Regions from separate parts of the Homo sapiens genome. Here region 2 is linked to region 1. Evidence: chromatin loops called from intact Hi-C (ENCODE). Cell type or tissue: Caco-2. All regions are shown on one strand. Links, peaks and the distances in the headings refer to the core of each region. The heading gives the core; the rest is flanking DNA.

The links. Peaks named below come from ENCODE experiments on the same cell type or tissue, not always from the same donor. Only the 100,000 strongest peaks of a DNase experiment are listed, where the experiment ranks them.
Region 2: it touches region 1 in a loop (2.6-fold over the local background); 2 of 110 quality-filtered maps call a loop at or near these places.

Annotation. Positions count from the first base shown.
Region 1 is chr15:75,061,456-75,073,453 of GRCh38, reverse strand. No RefSeq gene overlaps it. Among named protein-coding and RNA genes, the nearest start is that of PPCDC, 44 kb to the right of the region's middle. RefSeq lists enhancers at 3,356-3,455, 3,536-3,625, 3,636-3,895, 3,956-4,065, 11,718-11,767. In Caco-2, for the core only: no CTCF peak of the experiment used is centred there; DNase peaks (open chromatin) are centred at 7,213 and 7,643; H3K4me3 peaks cover 150 bases.
Region 2 is chr15:75,156,834-75,168,831 of GRCh38, reverse strand. No RefSeq gene overlaps it. Among named protein-coding and RNA genes, the nearest start is that of C15orf39, 39 kb to the left of the region's middle. RefSeq lists enhancers at 9,630-10,130, 10,131-10,631, 11,337-11,836, 11,837-11,998. In Caco-2, for the core only: no CTCF peak of the experiment used is centred there; DNase peaks (open chromatin) are centred at 6,591 and 7,531.

The DNA of each region.
Region 1 (11,998 bases), core at 2,563-10,562:
TGCTTATTTATTTAGTGGCCTGGCTGGACTATTTTAGGGAAGTTTATTTCCCGGCTGTGTGCAGTTTCTGACGTCATGCCTAAGAAGCCACAGCCTTGTGCGTGTGTACTGTCACCCTGGAATGACAATGGCTTTAAGATGGCTTTCTTTGTGTCTGTTCTTGAGCTTTCTGTTAACCTGTATATTAGTATCACACAACTGTTAGCCTCTACTAACTGCTGACTGGTTCCTCTATTGTTTTATAATCACTTGGGCATAAATTTCTCCACAGTCTGATCAAATTAAATTCAAGCCCCTTTGCTCTGTTGCGCAGGCTGGAGTGTAGTGGCACGAATATGGCTTACTCCAGCCTCGACCTCCTGGGCTCAAGCAATCCTCCTGCCTCAGCCTCCCGTGTAGCTGGGACCACAGGTATGTGCCACCGTCTCTGGCCAATTTTTTTTTTTTGAGATGGGGTCTCACTTTGTTGTCCAGGTTGGTCTTAAACTGCTGGACTCAAGTGATCCTCCCACCTTGGCCTCCCAAATTGCTGGGATTACAGGTATGAGCCACTGCATCTGGCCAATAAATGTTTATCTGCCATATGGCCTTAAGAAAAATTCCAGAGAATGTGAATGGTTGTTTTTAAAATTATTTTTCATCAGTTATGGTTGTTTTGTCTGCAGAGCTCCTCCTGACAGCATTCCAAATGTCCTCTTCCTAAAATCTTCTCTTTAATCCTAGTGTTCTAAGATTTCACAATGATGAGCCTTGGTGAGAGATTTTGCTTTGTTTTATATACATTCATTTTGCTAGGCACTCACTAGACTCTCAATTAAGCACTTCTGTCGTTTCCGAAAACGTTTATTGTGTTTTTAACTCTTTATCACCTATTATCTCTGTCCTCTTTTTCAGGAAGTTGAATCAGTCAGATGTTGAATCTCAGATTGATCTAATTTTCTTATTTTTTGTATCCTGTTGTTCATCTCTGAGTCTTTCTGTGTAACTTTCTGAAAGATTTCCTTGATTTTATCTTTCTACCACTCTCTCACATTTTAAATTCTTGTTCTCTGATTGCTCCCCCTTCTATGGCATCCAGTTCCTGTTTTGTGGATGCAATATATCTTCCAATCTCTCTGAGATGATCAATTGCAGTTTCTTCAACATTTTCTTCTGCTCTTTGCATCATCTTTGTTTCCTCTGAGTTCCATTTGTTCTGCTGTTTTGGCCTCTCTCTTACATGTTGGAAGCTTCCCTCAAATCTTTAGAGAAGCTGAGCATGACGGTTCGTGCTTATAATCACAGCTACTCAGGAGGCTAAGGTGGGAGGATCACTTGAGGCCAGGAGTTCAAGACAAGCCTGGGCAACATAGCCAGACCCCATCTCAAAAAAAGTCTCTGGAGAGGGGCTCCTTGGTGTGGGACAGGACATCTCACCAAGAAAGCATGCTTATGGCCCCTAGAGAGTACATTCCATGGAGGAGAAGGAGCCAGCCTTGGAGTTGGATACACCTGGCTCAAAATCCAGCTCCATATCTGCCTGCTTTTTTATTCTGATTGGATAACTCCCCTGAGCATCAATTTCCTTCTCAGTAAAATGAAGATAGTAAGACATCCTGTGGATCACACAAGAGCAAGCAAGCGCTTGTCAAAGAATAGACACTCCAGAAATGTTAACTTTTCAGGCTTCCCCTTTCAGAAGTTGAACTAAGGTACTTCAGTTCATCTAAGGTACTTACCACCTGCATTGACCATTGATGTTCATTTCTCTTCCTTCTCTTTCCCTCCCTCTTTGACCTCATATGCTCAAGGCCATGCCTCTACCAATCATGGAGGGACAGACCATCTCTGATAATAAGACTTTGCCACCATGCTGCCTTAAGCAAGTGGTTAAGAAGACATATGTTGGTGTCTGGGATCCAAGGCCTGCATCGATCACCGAAATAGCAGATGTGATGTAAAAACAAAGATTTACCTAGCAGCCCCAAGCCTGGTGTGAGACCCGTATTTACTACAGTCAAAGAGGAGACAGGAACAATATGGTCTCCAGGACTCAAGAGTCCACCCAAGGGAAACCCTCCCAGTGACAACTGGGATCTGGACCCCAGAAAAGGGCTCTTTCTCTCCCCCTCAAAGATTTGGAGGGTTGTGCCTTAGAGCAGAGGAAGCATCTTCTAGTCTTCTGGCAGCCTGGAGACCTAGCTCTCCAAGACAGCTGTTGGACTTTATGCACCATACACCCATGCTGCCCTGCTTTCCCACCCACCTCCAGCCACCTGCCATCCCCATCTTGCTGCTCAAGTCTAGGCTGAGACTCTGTTCCTTTGGTGGTATCATCTCCCTAGCTGGGCCCTGCACCAAGGAGAGGGAAGGGACAGGTTCCAGGGAAAGGGGGAAGCCAGCCAAGGAGGTCTTACCCTCCAGGTGAGAAGCTATGCATTCTGACCTCTCCCAGAGCGTTCTGCACCAGGCGCCTGACTTCAAAGGCTCCCCTAAGCACAGCCTGGCCCTATTCCTTCAGATCTCTGAGCCTGCCATGGTGGGCACTCAAGACAGGTGTCTCTGGGTCTGGGATGGGAGTTTGGGCAGAGCTATGCTGCAGCCTGTGTCCACTGGGCAGGGCGTCCATACAAGGAGTTCCACACTCCTGAGCCCTCTGCTGAGAATGTCTGCCTCCAGCCCTGTGCATATCATCCCTGGGGTGGCAGGTCACCTGAGCAGAACCAGCACACTGGGTGCTCAGGGATCCTGTGCGCTCTGGTGACCTCATCCTCCATCTCTGTCACCTCTCCCACATTTCTGAGGGACAACTGGGCACAGATTCTGGAACACTGTGAATGAACTCTAAACCCCTCCATCTAATGGGCCTCAGGGGCACTTCCTACGAGCACTGCACCATGCTAGGTTGGCAGGGTGAAACAAAAACAGCAAACAGGAGGGGTCCCGGCCCTCTAGCTAGTTGGAATGTAAGGCAATTATCTGCCAAGTATCCCACAGTAAAGCTGTGGGAGCCTAGAGGACAGAGCTTTTTGGGAGAATGGGCCTGAAAAAGTTCTCGAGCTTGATCTGGGTGGTGGTTCACAGGTGTGTGCACCTCTAAAAATCCATCATGCAGGCCAGCCAGGTGTGGTGGCTCTCACCTGTAACTCCAGCACTTTGGGAGGCTGAGGTGGGCAGATCTCTTGAGCCCAGAAGTTCGAGACCAGCCCAGGTAACATGACAAAACCCCATCTCTACAAAAATTAACTGGGCATGGCGGCACAATCTTGTATCCTAGCTACTCAGGAGGCTGAGATGGGACGATCACCTGAGCCCAGGAGGTCAAGGCTGGGTTGCAGCGAGCAGTGATTGCACCACTACACTCCAGCCTGGGTGACAGAGACAGACCCTGTCTCAAAAAGAAAAAAAAATCCATCACGCTGTACACTTAAGATGTGTGCACTTTACCATATGTGTTATACTTCAATTTTTTTAAAAAACTGTAACTGGCCCTGGTCTCAGAACTCAGCAGAGAGTAGACAGGCCAAGCGGGGAGTGGAAGGTAGGTGGCAGGACCTCCAGGGAAGCCAGCTCTGGAGGCCCGGTGATGGCAGTGGGAAAGAGCCATGGGAATGAGTTGGAGCCATTACCAAGAAAGAAGGTGAGGGCCTGGGGACTAACATAACATCAGAGACAGAGGCAGCCAAGAGTGAGAGGTCTGGGGTATGAGAGCCAGGGCAGCCTTCTGTTTGGGGAACACCCAGAGACGACTGGGAAGTCCCAGTCTGCACACAGTTGAAGGGGAAGTGGAAGAGGGATGTGTTGACTTCTCAAGTTTCGAATAGGTGAGGACGGTATGGCTGACAGTTGGAGGGTTCAGAGCACCAGAACACACTCAGGACTCTGAAAGGCAGGCCCCGGGAGATAACTTCAGAGGGTGACTAGCAGCAGCCAGCCCATGGGCCTGAGACCACCACTATTCCCAATCCCTGGTTTCCCCCAAAGCAGTCTGAGCAGAAAAAAGACCTGAGTCCGCCCCAGACTAGCCTGGGTCAGCCCCACCATTTGTGAGGTCCAAAATCCTGTGTTTGGGGGACATGTGTGGTGAGTCTCCAGCACGAAGGTGGAAGGGAGGGAGCACACAGTAGATGCTCGAGCAATGGCAAGGACTGATTCTAGGCCACCCATGAAGCTAAGCAGGGGCCCTCTTCACACCTCTAGTCCTCCAGTGTCTCCTCAAACTTCCCCAGAGCAGGAGGCTCACTCCCTCAGTCACTCCCTCCATTTCCATAAGCTCTAGGTGCCAGGACATTTTCCTTCTCTGGGGCTGAACTTTGCCTCCAGGTCATTTCTCAGAGTTCTAGGATAGACTCTTGTCCCCTGAGGCTGCTCTTCCCTGCTCATCCAGCCTGGCTTTTGCAAAGCCTTCAGCATGCTGGCTCTTCTCCTGCAGATGTTGGGCAGCAGGGGCCCCAAAAGGACCACAATCCTTCAGATGCAGTCTGAGCCAGAAGGAGGAAAAATCACCTCCTTTGACCTGCATGCTATACCACTATTAATGCAGCCCAAGCTATTAGCTAAGGAGGCTACATGCAGTGTGTGGTTATCATTTACCTGATGGGAAAAAGAGGGAGTTCTTGTTTCCCAAGTACCACCTTGGCTTCCCAGAGCCTCTCCATGATCCCCACCCAGTCCCTGCCTCACTGGGCCCCTACTCAATCTGCCCTCCTTCACCCACTGCACTCTGCCCCACTCACAAAACTTTTATGTGCCCCAGCCAGCTCTTCCCCTTCCCACATTTGCACATGTAATAGCCTGGGTCTGAAATGCCCTGGTTCATCTTCCCCTGGCGAACTCCTGGTCACTCATCTTGCTTCCACTTACCTCCTCCAGGAAGTCTTTCCTGAAAACCCCTGCCCTTGCCTAAATTAGGCTCCAAGGTTATCCCCTCTCAGTACCCCGTACTTTTCCTCCATGGTGCTTATCAGGGTGTCTACTCTTCCTTACCTGTGGGCAGCTATCTCAGAAAGGACCCTGAGGGCAGGGAGCATGTGGATTCTTTTCCCCACTGTGTCCGCAGCACTGGGCACAGTGCCTAGCACAGAGCACATATACATACAGTAAAGATGGACTGAGTGGACCTGTAAATGAGGCATCCTTGTTGATCTGGTTATGCAAAGCCCTCGACTGCTACACCACTCCATCCTCCCCAGGCTGAGCGAGAGGATGCAGTGTCAAGAGAGTGTGCTTTGGGGCCGGGCACAGCAGCTCACACCTGTAATCCCAGCACTTTGGGAGGCTGAGGCGGGCGGATCATGAGTTCAGGAGATCTAGCCCATCCTGGCTAACACGGTGAAACCCCATCTCTACTAAAAAATACAAAAAATTAGCCGGGCATGGTGGCAGACGCCTGTAGTCCCAGCTACTCAGGAGGCTGAGGCAGGAGAATGGCATGAACCTGAGGGGCAGAGCTTGCAGTGAGCCGAGATCAGCCACTGCACTCCAGCCTGGGCGACAAAGGGAGACTCTGTCTCAAAAAAAAAGAAAAAAATTCTGGCAGTTATTTGGCAGGGAGCTCTTGGACAGATGTAGTTTATTCTTTAGGGGTCTCCAGCTTGGAGTTACCCACCCCATGTTTACTGTCCAGCCCTGAAATTGGGTAGTCCACCATATATTATCCCAGCTGGGGTAGGGTGATGCCCTACTGTAACCTGTATTTGGTTTAGGGCAAAGATATTTATCTGCCTGTGAGATCTGTCTCTGATTTTTTAAATTTCCACAAGGTAAAACCTGGCAGGCATTAAATCTTATAGTCTGGGGTGCTACTGTCTTGGTCACATTAATCACCAACCTGACTGGGTAGAGAAGAGTCTGCTGCCAGTTTCCATTTTGACCTTCTGCTCTTTGTATATTAGCCCATCCCAGCCATGTTAATTTCCAGAAATGGGGCCAGCTCATGTTTTCTTTTTAGATTTTTCTTAGAGTTCACTTTAAGGGTTCCTTAAAGTTAAGAGTTAAAGTTAGACTCGGGCACTTTCCACTGATCTTTTTCCCTCCCTTCCGGGATCTCTTTTACCAGTCCCTTGACTCGAATATAGTGAGTCCACCTCCATTCAGCTGTTTGCAGGGCCATCTCAGTGGTCAGGAGCACTTGATAGGGACCTTCCCAGCTTGGGTGGAGCTTGTCTTATTTCCAAGTCTTAATCAGCATGAAGTCACCAGGCTGGAAGTGGTGAACCACAAACTTAAGAGGTGGAGTTTGAGTTAGAAGTCTTTTTAACCTAAGGGATGACAGGGTGGAGGATATGGCCAGTATATAATTTCTTAAGAATTGATCCTTGGTTTCCATAGTAGGGAGATCTGTAGCTCTGCCTAAATACAGGAGCCCATATAATAACTTGTAAGGGAACAATCCCAAGTCTTTTATTGGAGCTGTCCTAATCCTGCAGAGTGCTATTGGGAGACATTTGGTCCAAGCATTTTAGTTTCTAAGATTAGTTTGGTGAAATGCTTTTTGAGAGTTTGATTCATTCTTTCTACCTTTCTAGAGGAAGGGGGATGCCAAGGGGTGTGATAATCCCATCTAATTTGTAAACCTTCCATAATTCCCCTTAACACCTTTGAGGTAAAGTGGCTCTCATTGTCTGAATCAATATTTTTCACCAGGCCAAAGCTAGGTGCAATCTGTTCTAATATAATTTTGACCATATACCTGGTGGTGGCTGTTGGGAGGCAAAAGGCTTCCACCCAGCTGGAAAGGTGATCTACGATCACCAGTAAATACTTTCGTCTTTCTACTTTGAGCATTTTTGTAAAATATACTTGAATGCTTTGAAATGGTCTTAGTCCAGGAGGTCTTCCTCCTGTGGCCTGTTTTCTAATTACCTTTTGGTTTATCCTTTGACAAGTTACACAATTTCCACATACTTGTTTAGTGAGGGTATAAGTCCCTATACACCCATAATTCCTAATGTTATAGGAGGCAGAAAGAAATTTAGGTAGACAAGGTAAAGTGAGTCCCTGGCAGAAAACTTTCCTTCTATTAAAAAGCAGCTCAGAAATAGCTCCCTTTCTAACCTCATGCAGTTCAAAGAAATTACTTCTCTTCTAACAAATGGCGCCTGAAAGCTCAGCCTGTAAATCACAGATAAAGAGCTCAAGCACAGAAGGAGGGGGGTTGGGGGGGATCGAGATTCGGGGGAAGTCTCCTGGGTAATCACCAAACTTCACTCTCATACAATGGGCCCCAGTAAAAACAGTGGGCCTTAATAAGCACATTCCTTTCCCTTTAGGCACACTAAGATAGGGAAGCTAAAAGTGGACTGGGGTGTGGGGGTGGGTGCCTGAAGCTGCAAGATACCTGGAACAGACACAGATACTCTCCCTCCCAGATAAGTGACACAATTAGGTAAAGGCTGATAGAAACTCTGCTCTAAACAGATAGCACATCTGGTCACAACCAAATCATTGGGCCCTAGGAGGATAAGACATCCCCTCCTCACTAGCCCCCTCCTCACTAGCCCATTTATGAAAACTCTGACATTTTTATTGCAACTTGGCAACCGGCTCAGGACCCCCCCTTCAATGCAGAGCTGGTCCCTCCCACGGCCACGAAATTCCTACTCCAAACCCACTCCACCTGTGCAACCCCAATCTCCCCAGCTGCAAGACCAAGAATCCTGGCATCCACCCCAGCCAACAAGGCTGCCTCACTAAGTATTGCATTACACAGAGCCTGGGGTCCCCAGTGACTCCCTTTGTGTACTATAGACATTAGTTCTTTTATCAGGGGTTTACTCACACTAGCTCTCTCACACTGTCTACCTTTATTTCAGCTGTCTGCTCCTGCTCTGCGACACCTGCCACCCCCCAACCTGCAGCTGCACTTCCTGGCCCACAAGGCCAGCTCTTAGTTACAAAGTTAACTTTTAAAAGGCTTTGCCTTACTGGGTTCTCTGAACTTAATCTGGAGTTTTTTTTTTTCCATCTGATCTCTGGCCTCTGCAGGAATGCAGAGGGAGTTTTCTTTTTCTTGTTGAATCTCGAATGCCTTTGAGACATTTTGTGTCCTAGGAGTGGGCTCCTTGACCCCTTTAACTATCAGTTCTCTGAGGTCCTGCATTTGGGCCTAGTCCCTGGGATCATTATTATCCCATTTGGGATTGACATTTGGAAGTTTTTTGTTCGACTGTCAAGACTTCTTGCCTGGGAGGGTGTTGCCTCTTCCAGATAGTCATGGCCACTCTCCTAATCATTCCCTTTTCTTCTCCTATGAACAGGATATTTAAGATAGACATCATTTCAGCCCAGGTGTAAAAGCTGGGTCCTATGAATTTGTCCAGTTGGTCTGCTAAACCGAGGGGATCTTCTAGGAGTGGTTTCATTTCCTTCTTGAAATTCCTAACATTAGTACTTGTAAGAGGAGCATTTACAAAGCCAATCTCTCCCTGTCCCACGAGAACTTCCCTAAAAGGGAACATGCTAGATGCCTGCTGTGTGAAAGGGATAGGGAAGTTTTCAATATCCCTCTTACACTGTTCTAATTCTTTTTTCAAATTTGGATAAGGATTTAAAGGAGCAGTTGGTTCAGCTTCCCCATGGTCTCCAGGTCTTTCTTCCTCTAACCCTCCTGCTGCCCCTTGATCTTCCTGTCCCCTATTTTGTGAGACATATGGAGGGGGCATGTATGACAGGGGGTCCCAGGGCTTTTCCCTGGGTGAGGGCTTTTTACTAGGCTCTTTTTCTTCTTCTTTGAAGGGAAACATGGGGGCTAATTCCTTGATCCAGCAGAGAGCATAACATCTCTTCTTGTGAGGGTGGGGTTTTATCATTCACATAGAGAATTAAAACTTGGCACACCCAATCCTCATCTGAGCCAAACTTGGGCCAAAACCCTGAAGGCTTACAAATGGGGTCTTTGGGCCAGATAAAACAGCAATGCTTTATTATCTTTTGCTTTTCCTTGTCCCTGGTTCGAGGGTTGTCCCTCCAAACCTGCCACATTCTCCCCAAAGGACTATCTGGGGGAATGTCAGAGGAGTCTCTTTGGCTCCCTCTTTCCTTTGTCCCCTAGGCCTAGAATTCCTGTTTCCCATTTTCAGTCAGTCTCTGTGTCTGAGTTTCCCTGTGTACTCAACCCCCCTTTACTGGAGGTTTCTTGCACACCCCGAGAATCGCTTCATCTGTGTCCAGCCATTTCCCTCTCGGGAGAACAGAACCACGGATTAGGACTCCGCACTCACTTTGTATCTAAGATACGTCTCAGTCACACACACACTCAACCGCCGAAAATGCCCAACCACCAAGGCAGTACTTACAGTCCAATTTTCCACCTTGGCTCACACACAAGGTTGCCTGGTTGCCACGATGCCCGCTTTTCTCCCTGTGTCATCTCAACTGTCTCCTGAATAAGTCTTGGGTTTGTCTATGGCTTCTGTGGGGAGCCGGGATGCCCGACAGAGCAGGCCACCTAAATTGAGTAGGACATGTCTCCCCTCTTGGCCAGAGTCCCACTCCATGCAGGCACAGAGATCCCAGACAGGCCCCCAGGTTGTGAGAAACATGCTCACCTGTCCAAACCCAAAGAATGGACTTAGAGGCATGAAGAACAGTTAAAGTGAGACTTCTAATAGTGGTCTTGCAAGATCAGGTGTCTTGCAGGCAGGCACGCCTGGGACAGTCACAGCAGGTAATTTATCCCTTAGCACAGAAGTCCCTCCCCCAGTTCCTCATTGGTTGAGTACTATGGGGTTACAATCTTCCCGGATATTGCCTACGTTTTCTTATCCCCCTTATAAGATTATACCCCATCCCCTTCCCCACTTAAGTTTAGATTTCCCAATAATGAAACTTTTTTCCCTTTTATGAGCTGACCCCTCTTCTACATTCTGTTTGTTTATTGTGACCTTCTAGATGCATGAGCCCTGTGGTTTGTTACATTTTCAGGCTGGCTGCCAGTACTTAGATTTATCATGCCTTGAAAACTGACCACTTGAAATGTTTTCTCACAGGCCAAGCATGGTGGCTCATGCCTGTAATCCCAGCACTTTGGAAGGCCAAGTTGGATCGTCTGAACTCAGGAGTTCGAGACCAGACAGGGCAACATGGCAAAACCCTGTCTCTACCAAAAATTCAAAAAAATTAGCTGGGCATGGTGGGACGCACCTGTGGTCCCAGCTACGGGGGAGGCTCGGGTGGGAGGATCACTTGAGCCTGGGAGGCGGAGGTTGCAGTGAGCCAAAATCACACCACTGCACTCCAGCCTGGGTGACAGAGTGATACCCCATCTCAAAAAAAGAAAAAAAATGAATGAATGAAAGGAGGTTGTAGATGTGTGGGGACAGTGGGATATGGGATATGGAAACTCCCTGTACTTTCCACTCAGTTTTGCTGTGAACTTAAAACTACTTCAAATAACCTTACTAATTAAAAAAATTAATAAATGAATGAAGACATATGATCAGTCCTTGCTTATGCAACTTTGGCTTGCAGAGGCCTCAGGCCATTGTGCTTGTGTGAAGTACCGCAGGCAGACTTGTCCCCGAGAGCCAGCACTGGCCCAGGCCCAGGTGCGAGCAGGTGCTGTGATCCACCTGACTGGATGACTGGTGGCCTATTTCCTACCCATCTGCCTGTGATGTCATAAGTCAAGGTGATTCCAAAGGCCATCTGAGCTTTGGCCTGTGCCCTCCATTTTCTATGCTGTGGCCACTGGTCCACTCTGGAGGGTCAGGCTGGCTTGTGAATGGAGCAAGAACTAACCCCTGAGGCTTACAAATTCTGCATGCATGCATATGCTTGCACACCTTCTGCTGCTAATCTGGAGTATTCCTGCATCCCAGACCACCACGATTCTCTGAGTTCCAGAGAGACTGAGCCAGGGCCATGGCAGAATCTATAGACCAGAGGGGACAGTCCTGGCTCCAGGATACCTGCCATTCGATGTATCAGTGTTCCTGTTCTCCAATCATAAAAATGGGGCAACTCAGGGCATGACTTCTTTCCTAGAAAATTCCCAGGCAAGCCTCTGCCTTGGTCACGCCTTCCTGGAAGCCCAGGACGATCCTTGTGGAAGCCTGGGGGGCCTCTACCCCGCCCTAAACCCCCACTACACACTCACCTTCTCTTGCAAGCCAGCCCTGGGAGAGGCCATATGGAGACTTCAGGGATTGTCTGGTGACTGGCCTGTCACCCTCCAAGACCCAAGCTTTGTTCCCTCCAGCTGGCCTCCTCCTCTGGTCTTCCTCCAATGGCCCTGGGCCTTGGAGGCAACATGACTCACAGAAAGAGCAAGGGCTTGGAGCCTGCCAGAGCTTCCTCACTTACTAGCTGTGGGACCTTGAGAAAGTTAAGTAACCGGTCAGGCGCAGTGGCTCACGCCTGTAATCCCAGCACTTTGGGAGGCCAATGCAGGTGGATCACCGGAGGTCAGGAGTTCGAGACCAGCCTGGCCAACATGGTGAAACCCCGTCTCTACTAAAACTATAAAAAATTAGCTGGGCATGGTGATGCGCACCTGTAGTCCCAGCTACTCAGGAGGCTGAGGCAGGAGAATCACTTGAACCCGTGAGGTGGAGGCTGCAGTAAGCCAAGACTGCACCCCCAGCCTGGGCAACAGAGCAAGACTCCGTCTCAAAAAAAAAGAAAGTTAAATAACTTATTTGAACCTCAGCGTCCTCATTTGTCAAATTCTTGCTCTCAGGAGAAATGGCCAGGGGACAACAATATCCACCTTAGGGTTGCTGTGAGAATTAAATTGTAAATGGTGGCCATTGCTTCACAGAGCATGGCTTCCTTCTGGTGCTCTGTGAGTAGTGACCATACATGCTGGTTTGCCCAGAACAGTCCAGTTGATGCCTATTTTCCTGGCATGTTAATTGCCCTTTTTCACTCTCAGAAGTGCCCAGTTTAGACAAAATACAGTCAGCCTGTGTTTCTTTCTATTCCTAGCTCAGGTCCAGCCTGTGTTAGCAGCACCACTATTTCTACTTTCCCCTGTAAGAGGCCATGCTTGGTTTGTGGTTAGGTTGCTGACACACCA
Region 2 (11,998 bases), core at 2,414-10,413, 96 kb before region 1:
TAGTCCTACAAAGGCAGTCTAGTCCCCAGACAAGAAGGTGGTCTGTTCTGGGAAAAGGCTGTTACCATCTGTTTTAAACCGTAAACTATAAACTAAGTTTCTCCCAAAGTTAGCTTAGCCTACACACAGGAATGAAAAACAACAGCTTGGAGGTTAGAAGCAAGATGGAGTCAGTTAAGTTAGATCTCTTTTACTGTCTCAATCATAATTTTGGAAAGGCGGTTTCAGTAAGAAAGTTCGGAGTTATTACAGTCTGCAGTGGGGACCTATTATGGTGTGAATGTGTCCCCAAAATTATAATTAGGAGATGATTAAGTCATGAGGGTAAAGCCCTCTTAAATGGGATTCATGTTTTTAGAAAAGAAGCCCAAGGAAGCTTCTTTGCCCCTTCCATTAAGTGAGGATGAACCGCCATTGCAAAATTGTAACTGAGCCAGTGAAAGAGATCTGACCTAACCGATTCCATCTTGCTTCTAACCTTCAAGCTGTCCTTGTTCCTTCCTGGGCGTAGGCTGAACTAACTTATAGTTTGAAACAAAGAGTTAACAGCCCTTTCCCAAAACAAATCCCCTTCTTGTCTGGGGCCTAGACAGACTGCCTTTGCAGGACTAACAAATCAGCCAAAAGATTAGAAATTCCAGTTTAGCATGCAGCCAGAGTCTACAAGATTCTGATCCTCCCCAAATCACTCCTGGGATCTAAGTGCTTAAGATATTTTGATTTTAAGAACCTAAGATCAGTGCTTAAGATATTTTACAGACACTTAATGGATCAGCTTGCACCACCCAGATTGATAAACTGGCTCATCTGATCTTGTGGCCCCACCCAGGAACTGACTCAGTGCAAGAGAACAGCTTCAACTCCCTATGATTTCATCTCCCACCCAACCAATCAGCACTCGCGACTCACTGGCCCCTACCCACCAACTTATCCTTAAAACTCTGATCCCTGAATGCTTTAGGAGACTGATCTGAGTAATAATAAAACTCCGTTCTCCCACACAGCTGGCTCTGCATGAATTACTTTTTCTCTATTGCAATTCCCCTGTCTTGATAAATCAGCTGTCTGGGCAACGGGCAAGGTGAAACTGTTGGGTGGTTACAAGGACACAGAAGCCACTATCTATGAGGAACAGGCCCTCTCCAGACACAATATGCTTCTCAGCCTCCAGAACTGTGAGAAATACTTTCTGTTGTTTATAAATTACCCAGATATTGTATTATATTAGGTGAGTGCAAAAATAATTATGGTTTTTGCATTTTTAGAACTCACTGTTTGATATTAGAATACATTCTTAAATAAATGTGGTTATGTTATACATCATTTTAATGGGCATTTCTCACTTTATGTTTTTTTGCTTATGACTTGTTACTTGCTGTTTATTTTAGACTATGGAAATGATGTTAGACAAAAAGCAAATTCTGGCAGTTTTCTTACTGGAGTTCAAAATGGATCAGAAAGTAACAGAGACAACTCACATCAATGCATTTGGCCCAGGAGCTGCTAATGAACGTACAGTGCAGTGGTGGTTCAAGAAGTTTTGCAAAGGAGATGAGAGCCTTCAAGATGAGGAGAATAGTGGCTGGCCGTCAGAAACTGACAACTACCAACTGAGAACAATCATCGAAGCTGATCCTCTTACAGCTACCTGAAAAGCTGCTGAAGAACTCAACATCTACCATTCTATGCTCATTCACATTTGCAGCAAATTGGAAAGGTGAAAAAGCTCGATAAGTGGGTGGCTCATGAGCTGATGAAAACTTTAAAAATCGTCATTTTGAAGTGTCATCTTCTCTTATTCTACACAACAATGAACCATTTCTCGATCGGATTGTAACATGCAACAAAAGTGTATTTTATACAACCAGCGATGACCAACTCAGTGATTGGACCAAGAAGAAGCTCCAAAGCACTTCCCAAAGCCAAACTTGCACCAAAAATGGGTCATGTTTGACAGAGCAGGAGCATCGCCATCTTGGACAAGCCCCTCATTCTAAAGTTCACCTTAATAAAAAACTGCTTAATCCAAAGGGCATCAGCCTAATGGCTAAGGTCAGCATGACCATAAACCACAAATAACATCTCCAGACAGAAACATTCCAAACTCCTCCCTGACCACAGACATGCTAGCCCCAAGATAACCCCACACCAGGCCGGAAAGATGTCTGCCCCAAAATAACCTCCCCTCCTCCCAGAGAGATTCCAACCCTGCCATAAGCTTCTCCCTACACATAAACATTCCAAGCTTCTGATAAACCCCCTCACCCTAAAACCAATATATCCTCTTAGTCTGTAAGAGAAAGCGCTTTTGACCAAAAAAATCGGCCAGGAGCACCTCTCAGGTTTTATCTAAAGAAAACCAGCCAGGCACGGTGGCTCACGCCTGTAATCCCAGTATTTTGGGAGTCCGAGGTGGGCGGATCACCTGAGGTCTGGAGTTCAAGACCAGGCTGACCAACATGGAGAAACCCTGTCTCTACTAAAAATACAAAATTAGCCAGGCGTGGTGGAGCATGCCTATAATCCCAGCTACTCTGGAGGCTGAGGCAGGAGAATGGCTTGAACCCAGGAGGCAGAGGTTGCTGTGAGCCGAGATCACGCCATTGCACTCCAGCCTGGGCAACAAGAGCGAAACTCTTGTCTCAAAAAAAAAAAAAAAAAAAAGAAAGAAAAGAAAACCTGTCTTTAACTGTCAGCTGTGTTTCGTGTTTCTTTCCTCTTTCTTGAACTTTTACAATGGTCACTGTTTGGTGGTCCGATGCCAGTCTGATCCACTACAGCTTTCTGGATTGGAAAACTGTTACATCTGAGAAGTATGCTCAGCAAATCCATGAGATGCACCAAAAACTGCAATGCCTGCAGCCAGCATTGGTCAACAGAAAGGACCCAATTCTCCACAATAATGCCAACCATATGTTGCACAACCAACGCTTCAAAAGTTGAATGAATTGAGCTATGTATGAAGGTTTGCCTCATCTGCCATATTCACCTGACCTCTCGCCAACAAACTGCTGCTTCTTCAAGCATTTTGACACTTTTTGCATGGAAAATACTTCCACAACCAGTAGGATGCAGAAAATCTTTTCCAAGAGTTTGTCAAATCCCAAAGCACAAAAATGTATTCATTGTAATGGTTCCTATTTTGATTAATAAAGATGTGTTTGAGCCTGGTTATAATAATTTAAAATTGGCCGGGTGCGGTGGCTCACGCCTGTAATCCCAGCACTTTGGGAGGCCGAGGCGGGTGGATCACGAGGTCAGGAGATCGAGACCATCCCGGCTAAAAACGGTGAAACCCCATCTCTACTAAAAAAAAATACAAAAAATTAGCCGGGCGTAGTGGCGGGCGCCTGTAGTCCCAGCTACTTGGGAGGCTGAGGCAGGAGAATGGCGTGAACCCGGGAGGCGGAGCTTGCAATGAGCCGAGATCCCGCCACTGCACTCCAGCCTGGGCGACAGAGCGAGACTCCGTCTCAAAAAAAAAAAAAAAAAAAAAAAAAAAAAAAGATAAATTCTCTGACACCAGGTAGGTGTCCAACAATTAAATTCTGATACTATCTATCCGTAGTAAGCACAAGATCCCACAAGTTAAAGGGCTCAGTCCCACAAGAGTGCTTCAGAGGCCAGCACAAGTGGGCTGCCCAGGCTACCCACACTTCCACTAGGCTGGCTAAAAATTGGGAGTTCCCATGACCACCCCCTAAGTTCTCTAACTTCCTAGAATGACTCACAGAACTCAGGAAAACACTACTTACATTTACAGGTTTATTAAAAAGCATATAAAGGAACAGCCAAATGGGAGAGATACCTAGGTCAAGGTATGTGGGGTGTGGGTTGTGGCAAGTCCATCGAGGACACCCACTCCCCACCTGCAGCACTTAGAAGCATTCATCGACCTGGAAGCTTCCAACCCTTATTGTCTTTATAACCCAATCTTCAGGTCCCCTCCCTGTTTCCACCCTCTAATCACGTTTCCTCTTTCTAGTGAGCAGCACCCTGTAGCTATCTAGGAGCCCCACCCAAAGTCACCCCATTAGCATAAATTCAGGTATAACAAAGGGGCTTGTTATGAATAACAAAACACACTTCTATTACTGAGAAAACACCAAGGGTTTCAGGAGCTCTGTGCCAGGAACCTGAGACAAAGACATACATATATACTATTGATGTATATACATAATATGTTATATATCATATATAAAAAATACTATATAGAAATATTATATCCAAAAAAAATTATATCTATATAATATCTCAGATTATGCCACAGGTTCCCTAGGGCTGTTGCCATTCATTTCTTCACATGATTGGTTATATGCAAAGTAGCTAAACTTGTTGATCTTGATAGGATTAATGCATATGTTGGCTCCACAAACCTCTCAAATCTGGCTGTAGTTCTGATAAATGTGCAAATTAGGCCAGGCGCAGTGGCTCACCTATAATCCCAGCACTTTGGGAGGCCAAGGTGGGCAGATCATTTGAGGCCGGGAGTTCAAGACCAGCCTGGCCAACATGGTGAAACCCTGTCTCTACTAAAAATACAAAAATTAGCTGGGTGTGGTGGCACACACCTATAATCCCAGCACTTTGGGAGGCTGAGGTAGGTGGAACACTTGAACCCAGGAGTTCAAGACCAGCCTTGGCAACATAGCAAGACCCCATCTCAAAAAATAATAAAATTAAAATTAAAATTAAAAATTGAATGTTTAATTCTTCCAGCAAAATTTGTTGAAAAGACTGTTATTTCTTCATTGAATTGACTTGGCACCTTGTTTTGTTAGATTTATGCCAAGTATTTCATGTTTTTTATGGTACTTAAAATGGCACCGTTTTTTAAATTCCCATTTTAATCAGTCATTCCTAATATATAGAAACATAATGATTTTTCTCGGTTAACCTTTTATCCTGTAACCTTGCTAAATTCACTTATTAGTTATAGTTGCTTTTTTGTAGATTCTTTGTGATTTTCTGCATAGACAATTATGTATTCTGCTAACAGAGACAGGTTTGTAGGCCGGGGGCAGTGGCTCACACCTGTAATCCCAGCACTTTGGGAGGCCGAGGCAGGCGGATCACTTGAGGCCAGGAGTTTGAGACCAGCCTGGCCAACATGGTGAAACCCCATCTCTACTAATACAAAAATTAGCTGGGCCTGGTGGTGCATGTCTGTAATCCCAGCTACTTGGGGGGCTGAGGCATAAGAATTGCTTGAACCCTGGAGGTGGAGGTTGCAGTGAGCCAAGATTATGCCACTGCACTCCAGACTGAGAGACAGCGAGACTCTATCTCAAATAAATAAATAAATATGCAAATAATCAACCCTCTTCTGTTGAAACTGATAAGATGCTGTGGTCACTGTAGCACTGGAACTTGAGAGTCACAGTTCATGCAGTAACAGACTATCAGGCAGTAACAGACTCTGTACTGTGAGTTTACTCTATATAGTTTATACCGCTCCTCTGCTCCCATAGACTAAGGACCAAGCAGATGAGAGACAAAGGCACTGAGACTCAGGAGGGGCAGGCAACTGGCCCAAAGCCCCAAAGCAAGGCAGTAGCAGAGCTGGGTAGAATGCTTGAGTCTCAGGCCTTCAGTACAAAGCCCCCAGTCAGCAGCTAATGGAGTCTGGTAGCATGACATTCCCTCTGCTGACCATGTAGACAGATCACGCTCAAGTTAGTGTCCTCCTTGCCAGCCCCAGTGTCTTGTGATTGAGGACTGTCAGAGCCAAGAGGGAACTTACCACCTCACTTTGAAGACAGGGAAACTGAGGCCCAAGGTTACCTAGCCAGTGGTGGCAGAGCCAGAAGCAGGACTCACAACACCTGTAGCCTCGTGCAAATTTAGAGCTTAAGCTCTGGAAATCACTAGGTTCAAATTCCAGTTCCATCACCTATTCTCTGTGCCTTAGGCCAGTGACTTAACCTCTTTGCACCTCAATTTTGCATTTATAAAGTGGATGTAACAATAGCACTCATCTCAAAGGGTTGTTGGGAAGAATACATTCGATAACATATATAAAGGTTTAGAACAGGACCTGGCATATAGCACATGTGCAACGAAGGTTACCTAGGATTATTATTTTTTTTCTTTTTGAGATGGAGTCTCAGTCTGTCGCCCGGGCTGGAGTGCAGTGGAGCGATCAGCCTCCCCAGTAGCTGGGACTGCATGTGCCCACCACCACGCCCAGCAGATTTTTTGCATTTTTTTAGTAGAGACAGGGTTTCACCATGTTAGCCAAGACAGTCTCGATCTCCTGACCTTGTGATCCACCTGCCTCGGCCTCCCAGTGTCCTGGGATTACAGGGGTGAGCCACCGTGGCTGGGGCCAGGATTATTTTTATTCTAATCATGTTGGGAGGCTGGGCACGCTGGCTCACCCCTATAATCCCAGCACTTTCAGAGGCCAAGGTGGGTGGATCACCTGAAGTCAGGAGTTCAAGACCAGCCTGGCCAACATGGGGAAACCCTGTTTATACTAAAAATACAAAAATTAGCTGGGTGGAGTGGCAGGCGCCTGTAATCCCAGCTACTCAGGAGGCTGAGGCAGGAGAATTACATGAACTCAAGAGGCGGGGTTGCAATGAGCCTGAGATTGCGCCACTGCACTCCAGCCTGGGTGACCGAGTGAGACTCTGTCTCAAAAAAAAAAAAAAAAGAAGATAAGTAAGTGAGTAAATAATCATGTTGGGAGGAAAAACTTTTCCTCTACCCACATAGGTTCAGTTCAGTGCTTCAGAGCCTGCAAATTAAACTGATAAACTAGTAATAGGCACAAAGACAACATTATTAGAATAATAATTATTAGAATAATTAGAATAATTAGAATAATTAGAATAATTATTATATAATTATTAGAATAATTAGAATAATTTTTATTCTAATTTTTTTATTCTAATAATTTCTAATCTGAAAGACAAAATTTATTCACATAGAAAAGAAGGAACTCACTGAAAATGTGACTCAAAAAGTGATTTAGAATTTGAGGCTGACGTAACATCTTAATAGGGGAAGGAAAAAAGAGAAAAGACACTTTTGGGAAGACAAGCGCCTTTTAGGAAAGGTAAATGGACCCTTAGGAGAAAAGATGGGAGATATGATAGTTTTGTGACAATGTTGGTTTAGTTGATCTCTTATCTTGGTGTGATTTCTCTTCTAGTCTCATAAAAGGAGCCCATCTTCCCTGACTGGGAAACTCTCAAACTCTGGGGAGGGGATTTATGACATTTGAATTCTTTTGGGAGGCTCAGCTTTTAGGCAGATAAAGGGAGTTCAGGAAAAGAAAAAAAAAGTTTCTTCCTGCATCTGTTGATTCTCAAATGTCACCCACTCAAAATAATCCTTATGCCACAGAGGTATATTTTGTATCCCTTCTATCATGACAGGGGAGAGGGCAGGGTAGGATAGAGGATGGCAGAGTAAGGCTGGAGGGCATCTGCCAGTTTTCTAGCCACTGTCCAGTCTGCCCTGCCTGGCCCAAGTTGGTGCCCTTGGAACTTCTGCTCCTTATCAGCATTTGCTCAGGGCTAACCTAAAGCTATTGCGTCCCTCTGCCCCTCCACCCAGTGCAATAAGGCGGCTGTAGGCTATCCCTGGAGAACCTCATTCATAGATGAATTGAGCTGAGATGGAGAGTTGTTATGGTTGGGCTGGGAAGCCCAGGATTGGAGGTCCGGCCCAGGCCATTCCTCTGACCAGAGAGGCTGACCACTTCCCCAGCCCTCCTCATGGAGTCAAGGTCTCCCCAGGCATGGAACTGGCTGGGTCCCCTTTTGCAGAGCTGTACAAGCCAGCAGCATACACATAGCACATTTGACTCTCACAGTGGAACATTCTTTAACCCTTCCCTCTACATGATTATACAGTAAGTATCATGAAATGAAACAAATATATTTCATAATTGCTATGATCTGAATATTGGTGTCCTCCCAAAATTCATATGTTGAAACCTAACCCCCAGGGTAATGGTGTTAGGAGGTGGGGGCTTTGGGAAGTGATGAGGTTGTGAGGGTCTGCTCTCATGAATGGGATTAGTACCCTTATAAAAGGGCTTGAGGGAGCCTGTTTGTCCCTTTTGGCTTTCCACCATGAGAGGACACAGCATTCGTGTCTTCTGCTGTGTGAGGATGCAATGAGAAGGCACCATCTTGGAAGCAGAGAGCAGGCTTCACCAGACACTGAATCTTCTGGTGCCTTGATCTTGGACTTCCCAGCCTCCAGATCTGTGAGCAATACATTTTTGTTGTTTATAAATTATCTACTCTAGGCCGGGAGCAGTGGCTCATGCCTATAATCCCAGCATTTTGGGAGGCCGAGGCAGGTGGATCACCTGAGGTCAGGAGTTCGAGACCAACCTGGCCAACATGGTGAAACCCCTCTCTACTAAAAATACAAAAAATTAGCCAGGCATGGTGGAGGGTGCCCGTAATCCCAGCTACTTGGGAGACTGAGGCAGGAGAATCATTTGAACCCAGGAGGCAGAGGTTGCAGTGAGCTAAGATTGGGCCATTGCACTCCAGCCTGGGCAACAAGAGCAAAACTCTGTCTCAAAAATAAATAAATAAATAATCTACTCTAAGATAATTTTTCCCCCTCTTTTTAGACAGGATCTCCCTCTGTTGCCCAGGCTGGAGTGCAGTGGTGTGATCATGGCTCGCTGCAGCCTCAACTTCCTGGGTTCAAGGGATTCTCCACCTTGGCCTCCCAAAGTACTGAGATTACAGGCGTGAGGCACCACACCCAGCCAGGTAATTTTCTTATAGCAGAAGGAACAGACTAAGACAATAATGAACTAAAATTTGCATTTATTAAATAAAAACATGGCCAGGGGCGGTGGCTCACGCTTGTAATCCCAGAATTTTGGGAGGCTGAGGCGAGTGGATCACTAGAGGTCAGGAGTTCAAGACCAGCCTGGCCAACATGGTGAAACACCATCTCTACCAAAAATACAAAAATTAACTAGGTGTAGTGGCGCACACCTGTAATCCCAGCTACTTGGGTGGCTGAGGCAGGAGAATCACTTGAACCTGGGAGGCGGAGGTTGCAGTGAGCCGAGATCGCACCACTGCACTCCAGCCTGGGCAACAGAGCGAGACTCTATCTCAAAAACAAAAACAAAAACATGACATCTCCTGGTTTCCGCTATTTGTTTTCAATTCCAAACACAGATAAAACCTCCAAGCTGTCATATAGAGTGGCAGAATTGAAGGAACTCATGTTCTGTGTCTTTGTCTTTACAATCAGTGTTCTACCACTGTTTATTTATAATCAACTGATTAAACATGGGGACATGTACCACAGGGCTTGGAAAATAGCAACTATAGCAAAGAAGGGAGGAAGGAGGAACTGGTTAGGAATTACAAATGAAATACAAATACAGGATTGCAGCTAAGTCTGCAATCTGTATAACAGGGAAATCATTCTCTGATTTGACTTTCACATAGCATACAATGTTTATTTAAAAATAAGCTGCTAATAAAGAATAAAGGTGTTACTTTGAAGCTCATTTTATAAATTATTAACATTCCACAGTAATCATGCAATCGTTTAGAACTTTGACCAATAAAATACTTTTTCAGAAAGAAGTATTGTATCACTGACATTGTTCAGAATTACCAGCACATGGTGAGAATAAAAGGCAGATAGATAGGCTTTATTCTATTCTATTAGGATAGAATCTGTCACCCTTGGGCCAGTGGCTGACGGCCACACGCATGATGTCAGTTCCCAGGGCTGAGACGGCCTCCTTCTTTCTGTGGCCTCCAAGACCTCCCCACCTCCAACCCTACTCCCAGCCCTGGCAGGATAACCTCCCAGACCTCAGTTCACATGAGACAGGCTCATAAAGATGGTTCAAATGGGGAAACTGAGGCTGAGAGAAGGAAGGCACATCTCCTGGGGGGGAGTTTAAGGCAGGTGTCTCCTTGGGGACTGTCCAGACCTGGCTTCCCTGGGCCATCAGGCAGGAGGGAGAGGGAGAAGGGACGCCCGAGGACTGGCTGGGGCACTGCAGGGGGGACTTGCATATTGCTGCCCCACACCCAGAGTGGGCAGACCTGTAGGGTCCTAGGGCTCAGAGATCCACTTCTGGCCCCAAACACCTCCCCTGGGCAGTGTCGCCAAACCCCACTTCCCTGTGAGCGCACCCCCACTGCCTGTGAAGCAGCCTGGCCCTGCCTGAGCCTGGCTGGGAAGCCACTCTCCCTGGGAGGGTCAGGCGAGAGGGGAAGGTCTATTGTCAGACATCAGCCACTTTACCCCAGCAGCAAGCCGCGGCCCTCAGAAGGGCCGCCTCACCCACCTGGGTCCAAAAGGCACTAGAGGTAGGCAGCGTCCAGCCCTGAAGAGTCTGAGGGAGACAGGGGTGTCCTAATCCAATGCTAGGCACAGTTGGCATCTGACCCCAGTCCTGCCTTCACCTGGCTGTGAGAAGGGGTTGAGTCAGGGGACCAGCCGAGATGGAAATGTGGCTGGAGGAAGAAGCTAAGGGCAAACTACTGATGCCCAGAGGCGGGTATTCCTGAAAGTGGGACGCGCAGGTGACCCCCAGGCTCCACTTCCCCATCCCCCACCCCCCAGCCATCTCAGACAGGCCAGCTGGGATTTGGGGACAGGATACATTTCCTGGTCATCCTTCCAGAGTAGGTAGGGTCCTATCCCTTTAGCTGGGGACCTTCCGGAAGCCCTGGCAGTCCTGATGATGGGCTACTCTCTACTTGCACTCCTCCAGTGACAAAGAACTCATTAGCTCCCCCAAAACACCTTATCACTGGCCCCTGGCTCTGCTGAGAGGAAGTCTGTAGTCCTTCTTCTTTTCATTTTTTATTTTTTGAGACAGGATCTTGCTCTGTCACTCAGGCTGCAGTGCAGTGGTGTAATCTCAGCTTACTGCAACCTCCACCTCCTGGGTTCAAGCACTTCTCGTACCTCAGCCTCCCAAGCAGCTGGGACTACAGGTGTGCGCCACCATACCCAGCTAATTTTTGTATTTTTTGTAGAGATGGGTTTTCACCATGTTGTCCAGGCTGGTCTCAAACTCCTGGGCTCAAGTGATCCAGCCGCCTTGGCCTCCCAAAGTGCTGGGATTACAGGGGTGAGCCACCATGGCTGGCCCTTCTTGTTTTTGTTTTTTTGTTTTTTGTTTTTTGAGACGGAGTCTCGCTCTGTTGCCCAGGCTGGAGTGCAGTGGCGCCATCTCGGCTCACTGCAAGCTCTGCCTCCTGGGTTCACGCCATTCTCCTGCCTCAGACTCCTGAGTAGCTGGGACTACAGGCGCCCACCACTATGCCCAGCTAATTTTTTTTGTATTTTTTTTTTTTTAGTAGAGACGGGGTTTCACCATGTTAGCCAGGATGGTCTTGATCTCCTGACCTCGTGATTCTCCCGCCTTGGCCTCCCAAAGTGCTGGGATTACAGGTGTGAGCCACCGCACCCGGCCTGGCCCTTCTTATTGAGCTGGAATCTGCCTCCCTGGAACCTTACCCCATTAGCTGACATAGCCCCAGACACTGTTCCAGGTGTGGGGTCAGTGGTGTGGTGTCTGCCCTAGCAATTCTGGCTCATGATCCAGTCCTTCCAGCTTCCCCAGGCCACTGCCTCTCAGTTCCACCTCCAAAATCTGTTTTTGTTTTTGTTTTTGTTTTAATGACCTAATACTCTCTGGGGGGCAGTGAGCTACCCATCACTGGAGGGATGCAAGCCAAGGCTGGAGGCCTGACCATTAGAGGTCTTCTAGGGGTTGGGTGGAAGCTGAGTCTCGATCCTCCTGGGGGTTTCCCGGCCCTGGGAAAGGTGGCAGGGGAGATGTGGGAGGCAAGGAGTTTGGGCTCACTCCACACCCTGGGAGGTGAGACTCAGAATCGCCAGCCAGCTATGTCGTCTTTGTTTTTTCCTTTCCCAAACAAAGGTGACCTCTTGAAAGCAATGCCCCGCCCACCAGGTGCCAGGGTGGGGTCTGTCCCATGAGCTCAGGCCTTCCAGACATGCAGAGAATGGAATG